Regions from separate parts of the Mus musculus genome. Here regions 1 and 3 are each linked to region 2. Evidence: chromatin contacts called from ENCODE Hi-C or POLR2A ChIA-PET data. All regions are on one chromosome and are shown on one strand. Each heading gives the region's core, a stretch centred on a gene start or an enhancer-like site at or near the end of the contact. The rest is flanking DNA. Distances are from core to core; before and after follow the strand shown. Region 1 holds the start of Zfp706 (zinc finger protein 706). Region 2 has its middle 9.0 kb from the start of Gm34529. Region 3 holds the start of Ywhaz (tyrosine 3-monooxygenase/tryptophan 5-monooxygenase activation protein, zeta polypeptide).

The links. Hi-C counts contacts between places; a loop is a spot of excess contacts on that map. ChIA-PET counts read pairs that join two places held with the same protein, here RNA polymerase II (POLR2A).
Region 1: POLR2A ChIA-PET joins it to region 2 with 10 read pairs in Patski. The contact joins the promoter of Zfp706 here to the enhancer-like site in region 2. POLR2A ChIA-PET finds 5 or more read pairs at or near these places in 2 of 5 experiments (Patski and embryonic stem cell).
Region 3: a loop to region 2 is called in a map of left cerebral cortex, with 2.4 times the contacts of the local background. The contact joins the promoter of Ywhaz here to the enhancer-like site in region 2. A Hi-C loop is called at or near these places in 1 of 37 maps with a recorded cell type or tissue (left cerebral cortex). POLR2A ChIA-PET finds 5 or more read pairs at or near these places in 3 of 5 experiments (Patski and embryonic stem cell).

Annotation. Positions count from the first base shown.
Region 1 is chr15:37,006,006-37,008,705 of GRCm38, forward strand. Zfp706 (zinc finger protein 706) reads right to left here and starts at 1,397. Exons shown (of 4, transcript NM_026521.4): 1 at 1,123-1,397. LOC115488529 reads left to right here. Exons shown (of 2, transcript XM_030248876.1): 2 at 851-2,468. The coding sequence ends at 1,799.
Region 2 is chr15:36,900,343-36,903,063 of GRCm38, forward strand. No RefSeq gene overlaps it. Among named protein-coding and RNA genes, the nearest start is that of Gm34529, 9.0 kb to the right of the region's middle. Within about 2 kb of position 1,454, at least 2 of the 3 ENCODE cell types and tissues checked have a DNase peak (open chromatin) inside an H3K27ac peak, as active enhancers do; they include left cerebral cortex, where a contact is called at or near this core.
Region 3 is chr15:36,793,078-36,795,820 of GRCm38, forward strand. Ywhaz (tyrosine 3-monooxygenase/tryptophan 5-monooxygenase activation protein, zeta polypeptide) reads right to left here and starts at 1,461. Exons shown (of 7, transcript NM_011740.3): 1 at 1,068-1,461; 2 at 402-598.

The DNA.
Region 1 (2,700 bases), core at 147-2,646, 110 kb after region 2:
ATGGTTGTGAGTCACCATGTGGTTGCTGGGAATGGAACTCAGGACCTCTGGAAGAGAAGACAGTGCTCGTAACCGCTGAGCCATCTCTCCAGTCCTGAAAACACTCTTAATGTCCCCCTGTCTTAGTATCAGATCTTTACTAGATCATTCTGATTGTCTAAAACATCTTAACTCTTCCATAAAGCATGGCTTATGTATGTGAATTACTTGGTGAACAGATCTTAAGGGTTTTATGCTTAAGTTACAGAACCTCACATCAGTAATTCCAGAACTTTCCTTGCCATCTAGAAATTAAAGCAGCTACTTTGATAACCTTTTCATGAAGCGTGCTGTAAAAACAATGCCATCAGATAAGCAAAAACTATTTTTTAACTTTTGCGTTTAGGGCTTCTCCTAAAACACAACAGAACACCTAAGATTTAACCCATTTTCTTTACCACCACCAACGGTTACAAAAAGGCAAACGCTTCAATAAACACAAAATGTAACACTAGGCAAAGGAGATCTGTTCTAACAGGCTAGCTGAGCGGGGCAGGCCCCTAACTTCTGACAGCACAGATTTCCTTTCTGAAAGCAGAAGTGCAAACGATCCAACCACCTGCTTTCGGACAGTTCAACTTACAATTTGCTCTTGACCAGCTCATCGAGTTTTTGACAAAATCTTACGTATAAATCGCTCCCTGATTAAGTGGGACAAACTGAAAGGCAATAAATCGTTTGCAAACAGTTACCAGCTGATTTTTAATAAAAGTTTTAGCTTTCCCAGGAGGCTGCAAATGAGCTACGAACCAGGAAGAGTTCTTGGAATACCAGGACTCTTGAGAAGGAGGCCCTAAGGGGCCGCTTAAAGAGAAACAACTTACTCTGAGGCCGGGGAGCCAGGAAATGGGCTCACACTCTGCAACCAGCCAGAGCAAGGGGCCCAGGTCGGCTCCGCGGCACGATCCCAGCTCTCAACAGCCATTCGTGGGCAGACTCAACCCCACGGTTGCAGCCCGGCCCGCCCGAGGCCTCGGCGGCCCTCAGCCCCGCGCCCGCTCCGCCGGGAGTCCGACGCCCGCCCCGGCCTCCCGCCGCCGCGTGCCTCCCGCCCCGGCTCCCGCGTCCTGCGGCGCCGCTTACCCGGGCCGGGCCGGTCTGGCGTCCGAGAGACCGCGCAGCGCGAGAAGAGCTGGGCAGGACGAGTAGGGAAGGAAGGGTCGAGCCCCGCACCGCTTGGGGCCTCCGCCACCCGCAGAGGAAGGACCGAGCAGAGCCGGGAGCACAACAGCCCGCGCCTCGCACACCCGCCGCAGCGCGCGCCCGCCGCGCCTGAGCCCGAGGCAGGCCCGTCGCTCGTGCCCGCGCACGCCGCGCCGCACTCCCAGTCGCCTCAGCGCCGCCTGCTTGCCCGCGCGGTCCCGCCCCTCACCTTCCTGCGGCGGCTTTGCCCCGCCCCTCTAGCATGCCCGCGTCCTTCCGGTCTGCAGGCCAATGGCAGCTCTCCCCTGTTACATAAGCGCGCGGGGGCGGGGCCTAAGACGGGAACTGCGGGGCCCTCGCCCGCCCCTCTGCTTCCCGCCCGCTCTCTCGGTGTCGTCTCAGCGTGTCCCCCTGCCCTTGCGGTGTGTGACCTCCGGTCTACGGGCGGCTGTCGGCCGAGTGGCTCAGCAGTCACTCTTTCGTGTTTCACTCACCCGGCCTGGCCTTTGCCCCGCCGCCCTCGTTTTTCCCTGGCCAGCCGGGAGCCCTGTAAGGCGCTAGCCGGAGCGGCGGGGGAGTCGCGTCCGGGGCCCCGCGTGGCCGCCGCTCGGCCATGACCCCCTGCCAGACTCGCTGCCATTGTTCCCTCACTGGTTCCGTGCTCAGGGTATTTTGACTTACTAGGGACTTTCACATAGATGGAGACTTGAGCCTGAAAAATCGGCTAAATCCTAACGTGCTCGCTTGGCCTGTGCAGGCTGGCTATTGGATTGCTAATACTTGGGGAAAGAATAAAAGGTCGTTCCCCGCCTCCACTTGATTTAGACCACGTTGTGAACTTCAGATACCTTATTAAGAGCGATTGCAATTCTAACATCTAGTGGTGGTTAGAAATGGCGTTGTAAATCTCTGCATTTGTTGCCCTGTACCTGCAACAAGCTGCTCCCCATTAGATCTAATTAGGTTATAGGTATACTGCTTTTGTGGCCTTAAAACCACTATGTGGTTCAGTCTGTCCTAGAACTGAACCCTTTCACCTCCACAGGAGCTACATGACCATGTGTCGCCATGCCCAGTCAGAATCTCAAACTTGCCTGCCAGTAGCCAGAGAATTCGTTGACTATGAGCATAGTCTACTTTACTTGTACTATGATAACCTTGTCACAGTATTGTTAAAAATAGCCAGAAAGGTGCAACGCAGCTGGGCCATGATTGAAGTGGGCTCATCTTTGATTCATTTCACTTTATGCTCACAAGCCTTTATTAAAATGTAGTTACGTGTTTAAGTTTTGTTACTGTTGCTGATGGTAATCTGTAATCTCCTTTTTATTACTGTATAGCCAGTGACCAACAAAGTGCTGAAAAAACAATATTGAACAGAATGTGTCTAAAGAGACAGGTTTGGAACAGACATGTCAAGAAGCTATAACATAGTTATTAATGGTGGCCACATTTACTGTTGTGTTAATCTGCCTTTTGGGTTGAGAGTCTTGGAGGATCTAGACTTGGGAAATACAA
Region 2 (2,721 bases), core at 204-2,703:
CTGTCCCCCACACAGAGGTGGGGCTGAGAGAACACTGCCTTCAATCCTAGTGTTACTGCCCCCACCTTCAAGAAGTAGTGTTGAGGTAAGACGACATCATTTGCTTTCAGGAGGCCATGGAGTCTGGAGTTATTAGGGTTAGAGCGTGCACTCTGGCAGCCATAACAAGCAAGTCTCAACCCCCTGTCCTGAATAAACAGACAAGCAATAGTGAGGAGCAGAGCTAAGAGACAGTTTATTCAGTGTGTTCCCACTGAGAAGAGAAACAAATAAGGGGGATGGCATTTCCCACCCCCACTCGCTCAAGCTCCCCTCCCCAGGCCCCTCCCCTCTTTCCTCAAATCCATGTTCAGGGAACTAACAGGAGGTTTCTGTTCAAATAGAGGGTAAGTGTGACACATAATTATACAGTCCTGGCCAAGGTGTGGTCCTGCCTGTTATTGATCTGACTTGGACTCTGGTTCCAGTCTGTCCTCCAAGACGGTCTGACGAATTGTTAGAAGGGTGTGAAATCTCTTCAGAGGAGACATGTTCCTCCTCTGTCTGGAAGCAAGTTTTAGGCTCCCCACCCCACCCCACCCCCACGCCGATGTGGGATTTCTGGGAAGTCCCAGTTTCCCTGAAGCCTTTCTTTAGAAGTCTGATAGCTCAAGCAGCACACACATCTCTCTTTAGACTGTATCTTCCCTCCTGCCCCTGGGCATCCTCAGGATTTTTGCTATCTTCTTGGCCTTGAGGTCAGATGGAGACACTCCAGCTACTTTTCCAAGCAGAGCAAATGGATAGTTCCCCTCTCGTGCCCTACCCCCTTTCCCAAGGACTTCTTTCCAGACAGCGTGCAAGAAACAGGGAATGTGAGATCTGAGGCAATGCTGGCCACTGCCCTTCTGGCTCTAGAGTCCTGTAGAGAGAGATACCCTACCTAGGGCAGTTCTGAAGAAGGCTACCATAGTGAGTGAGGTTTCTGGGTCCTGGGTTGTGATGTGCCTGACCTGAAGGGCAGGGGGCAGGCTTTCCTGATCCTTGAGAGATTCAACCATGGATGCTCAGAGTGAGATTTGCAGGCAAAGGCTAGGGCAGGATCAGAGGGGAGGTCAGCACAGAGCACGTGGGCCATGATCACCTGTTTCTGTGCCGTGAGCAGGGCTGCACAGGAAGGACTTTTGGGGTACATCGCATATATGTTAGGGCATCTTGCATGGTGGGCAGTCATGGCAGGGGCTTCTCCACTCTCTGTCAACAGTGCTAAGGATGGGATCCTCGTGCTCAGCCCTTAAGGAAGGGTGCAAACCTGAGGAAATGGTTGGGCGGGAACAGTGACAGAAAGCAGGAAGATGTCCTTGCTGCCTGCCTTTCCAAATGGTCTGTGTCCCTTCTGGAGCCTGACAAGGCAGATGATTCCAGCAAGAGGCTGCCCTGGCCACCCCAGGTGAGGTGGCATGGCAGGGCACCAGCATACTGCGGGATGGAGAGCCAGCCCTCCAACCAGCCTCCCCTCCTCATGTCTAACTTCCCAGAGACCCGCTTGCCCAGCCTCTGCACGGTGCCTGCTCTGGCTTGCTCTCTCCTTTTCCTCTCACCCCCACCCCGCATCTCCCTGGCTCTCAGCAGACTGCCGCCATCACCATGGCTACGCTTGCTTCTGCTTCTGCTCCACACTCAACAGGAGTCAGAGCTGGGGGAGGGAGGCCGGTCATTAGGCTTCCTGTTAAGCTGGGATCTCTCAAAGTCAGCTTGGGGCTGCACCCTGTATGTTCTGGGCCCAGCCGGTTCTTTGAGGGCTCACCTTCCATAGAAAAGATGGGCTTAACTAAACAGGATATCCTAGCCCAGGGAGGCTTAGTCATAGCCTGGGAGGATGCCACTAGCTCTCTGTCTCTCTCTCTGTGTGTCTGTCTGTCTGTCTGTCTGTCTCTCTCTCTCTCTCTCTCTCTCTCTCTCTCTCTGTGTGTGTGTGTGTGTGTGCGCGCGCGCGCAGGTACACATGTGTGTATAAGTGCACATACACATGTGTAGCTTCATGAGTGGAAGGAAGAGGAGAACCTTGAATGCCATTTCTCACATGCTCTCTACCTGTTGTTGTTGTTGTTGTTGTTGTTGTTGTTGTTGTTGTTGTTGTTGTTTTGAGACAGGGTATCCCCTGGCCTGGAACTCACCAAGTGATCTAGACTGGCTAGTCACCAAGTCCCAGAGATCTGTCTGTCTCTGCCTTCCCAGCACAGAGATTACAAGTTGGTGTCACAATGCTCAGCTTTTTTTAATTTTAATTTTTATTTTTTGCATGTGGTTAAATGTGAGTTCAGGTCCTCAGGCTTGCAAGATAATCACTTTACCAACTGAGACCTCTCCGTTGTAGAATATCGATGCATGGTAGTGTGTGGGTGTGACTGATGTCAAAGGTCACTCACTGAGTGATCACGGTAGGCTTAATGAAGTTACGACTGTCACCGTCAAGTTGCAGCTGAATAGGAACAGATTCTAATCAGTGCCTTCCCATTGTCAAGGGCATGAACTAACACAAATTAAGTATAGAACTCTGCTGAGTTTCAGTTTTCTTGTTTGTAAAATGAGGACAAGAACACCTAGTTTTCAAATTAAAGATAATTTATGCAAAATGGCTGGCACACAGTAGGTGCTAAGAAATGCCTCATGTCCTTTATTATTATAGAGGTCTGGGCCCTTTAAAAGGCATCATAGCATGAAAGACTGCTTTCCCTGACT
Region 3 (2,743 bases), core at 211-2,710, 110 kb before region 2:
GGCCCCACCCCAGAGCCCCGCGTGCTACCTGGCTGCCCCCCGCCGTGGGGGAGGGGGTGGCGGGGGCGCCCCGGGTGGGGGCGGCCTCACCTGCGCCACGGCCGAGTCACAGTCGCGGGCGGAAGCAGGGTGCCGGCGGGGGCGGATCGCGGTCGCCCTCGGGAGCGGGAGCCCCTGGGTCTCGCGCGTGGGCGCCTCATCCGCCACCCCCACCCCGGGGACCAGAACGGGGCGATGAGCAGCCCGGCAGGCCAGAAGCAAGCGGCCGGGGGCGGCGGTGGGCGCCTGCCCGGGCCCGGCAGAGCCGAGCCGCCGCCCGGGTCCTCCTGAGAAGACCCCTCTCGGGCCGCAGCGCGGCGGCGGGCTGAAGGGACCGGAGGCCGACTCGGGCGGCTCCTCACCTGTGTCCGGAGTGGGTGGCGGCACACGGACGCGGCTCGGCGGTCTCTGGGCGGCGGCGGCAGCAGCGGTGGCGGCGAGGCTGAGACTCTGTCCCTGATCTGGCTGCTCACAGGCTACAGCCGCTCCGCAGACACGGGGTTTCCTCCAATCACTAGCCCCGGCAGCAGGGGCACCACACGCACGATGACGTCAAACGCTGCTATGGCAACCGTTGATTGGTGCCCACAGTTCTCCGGCCCGGCGCAACCGCCGCTCCCCTGCGCGCGCCCGGCCGGCCCGCCCGTGCCCGAGGGCGAGCGGAGGAGAGCGCGTACTCGCGCTCCGCTCCGCTCCCGACCCTGCCTTCACCCGCGTGCTCGGTTCGCTCCCCGCCGCCCCCGCGAGCTGCCCTCCCTCCCCGCCCCTGCGGCCCGCGGAAGGAAGCCTCTCCCCGCCCCCACCTCACTGGCGGGCACATCCGGGACCTTCGCGTTCCCCCCCACCCCCTTCCCGCTCGGCCGCCCTCTCTCTGCGCCGGTAATGGCGGTGGGCGGGTTGCGGGGCAGGGTGAAGGCAGCTCTACTGCCAGGGCATTGTGATCAGAAGCCGAGAGTAGGGCAGCGGCTCCGCCAACGCCGGGGCAGGGAGGCCCGGGCGCGGCTGCTCCCTCGGGCGGCCCGCTTTACCTTCTGGCTGCAGGAAGCGGCCTTAGACCTTTTAAGGCTGGGAAAAGCGCGAGGCTGAATGACGCCCTGCCTTTCCAGTCGCGAGCTCGGCGTCCACACCGTGACAGCCGCGGGGACAATGGGTGGTCGCTGGGAGGAGCGGGGAAAGGGTTGGGCTAGCGGGTTGGACGTGATCGTAGAAGCCTGACGTGGGGCGAGGCGGGGAAACAGGCTAGAACACACCGAACTGTTGTCGTGGGCTGCACTTTACCCTCTGTAGAGCTTTCATTGGGAGACACATTGTTCCTAATTAGCGCATTGTAAGAGAGTGACCGACCCTTTTAGGTCCTGGAAGCAAGGTTAGGGAGCGTGGCCGTTCCTAGGGCTCTAGCTGGAGGAGGAGCGAGGCTCCTCCGCCCGGAAAGGGGGGGGGGGGAGGAAAAGGGCGGAAATTGCAGGTGCCTGAACCCGCAAGGTCTCCACCCAGGAGACGGAAGTTGAAAGGAGATGCAGTCTCTATGAAGAATCTGTCCTTGCTCTCTTTAAATGTGCGCCTCTGAGCTAAAATATTTTCACTGAGCCCCTTCTGGGGCCTACACTAAGCACAACTGGAAAAAGAACCTCAGGAATTCAGCCCCAGAGCCCCCTGGAAGACTTCATGACAAGCATTCTTTCCCTACCACTGTCTTTCATCAGAATGTTGGTTACATTGTTTGAATCACAAGTTTGTTGTACAAATTATAATTTGCCTGAAATGACAGCTAGGTAGAGATTTGCCTGTGACCAGTTCAGTGTCGCTCCCCTCGCCAACCGCCCTCCCCCCTCCCAACACACACACCGGTTTCCACAGCAACAGATAACATGCTAAGCAGATGAGCAAATTAATTCAGGTTTTATCTCCAAGATACTGAAGTCAACTTACTTTGGCTGTAATGTAAATTCTTTCAGGGAGTGACTCACTTAAAATGACTATTTCAAAAGCTTTTATGTTTGCAGTTTTGTAGTAGGTGCTAGAAATTTGACAGAAGATACTAGGTTAAATCTTTTGTAAAATGGAAATGTCTGTTAATGTCTGTAATACACGTCTATATGGAATATACACCTCAGGGAAAGTTAAGAGATTTCTCTGCATAAATTGCAGACTTGTTTTGGAAAATAGTTTGGGCTTTTGCCTTGTGCATTAACTAGCAAGGTTTCTTTGTGTTTTAATAAACCAAAAGGTGCTTTTAGTTTTTACAAACTCCAATCAACATGTTTGCCTAATAAAGGCATAATAAGGCTGCAAGGGGGCCAGAATTAGATTTGCCATGGAAGGTCAACTGAGAAGAATTCTAAAGAATAATATGTAGCAAAGCCAAAACCCAGAGCCTATAGGCCTGAAGTATGGGGAAGTTACTGGTGAGTTTGATTAGCTGCCCAATTGTCTTCCTGTCTTCTTTACTTGGGTCTTACTTCATGCAGTTGATGTCTCCGCTATACTTTGATAGGCACAGTAGTAAAATATCAGCAATAAAAGTACTACCATCTGTGGCTGAGGAATGCATGTGTGTTTTCTCCATGTAGTTTACTGTAATTACATTTTGGGAACAATAAGGGTGGTAGCTGTCCCTGGTGTTCAAAACCCAGTGAAAACGAAGTGAAACAGTTAAAAGTGGTAGGTCTAAAGTTCAGAGATGAACGTGTTAGCCCAACACTAG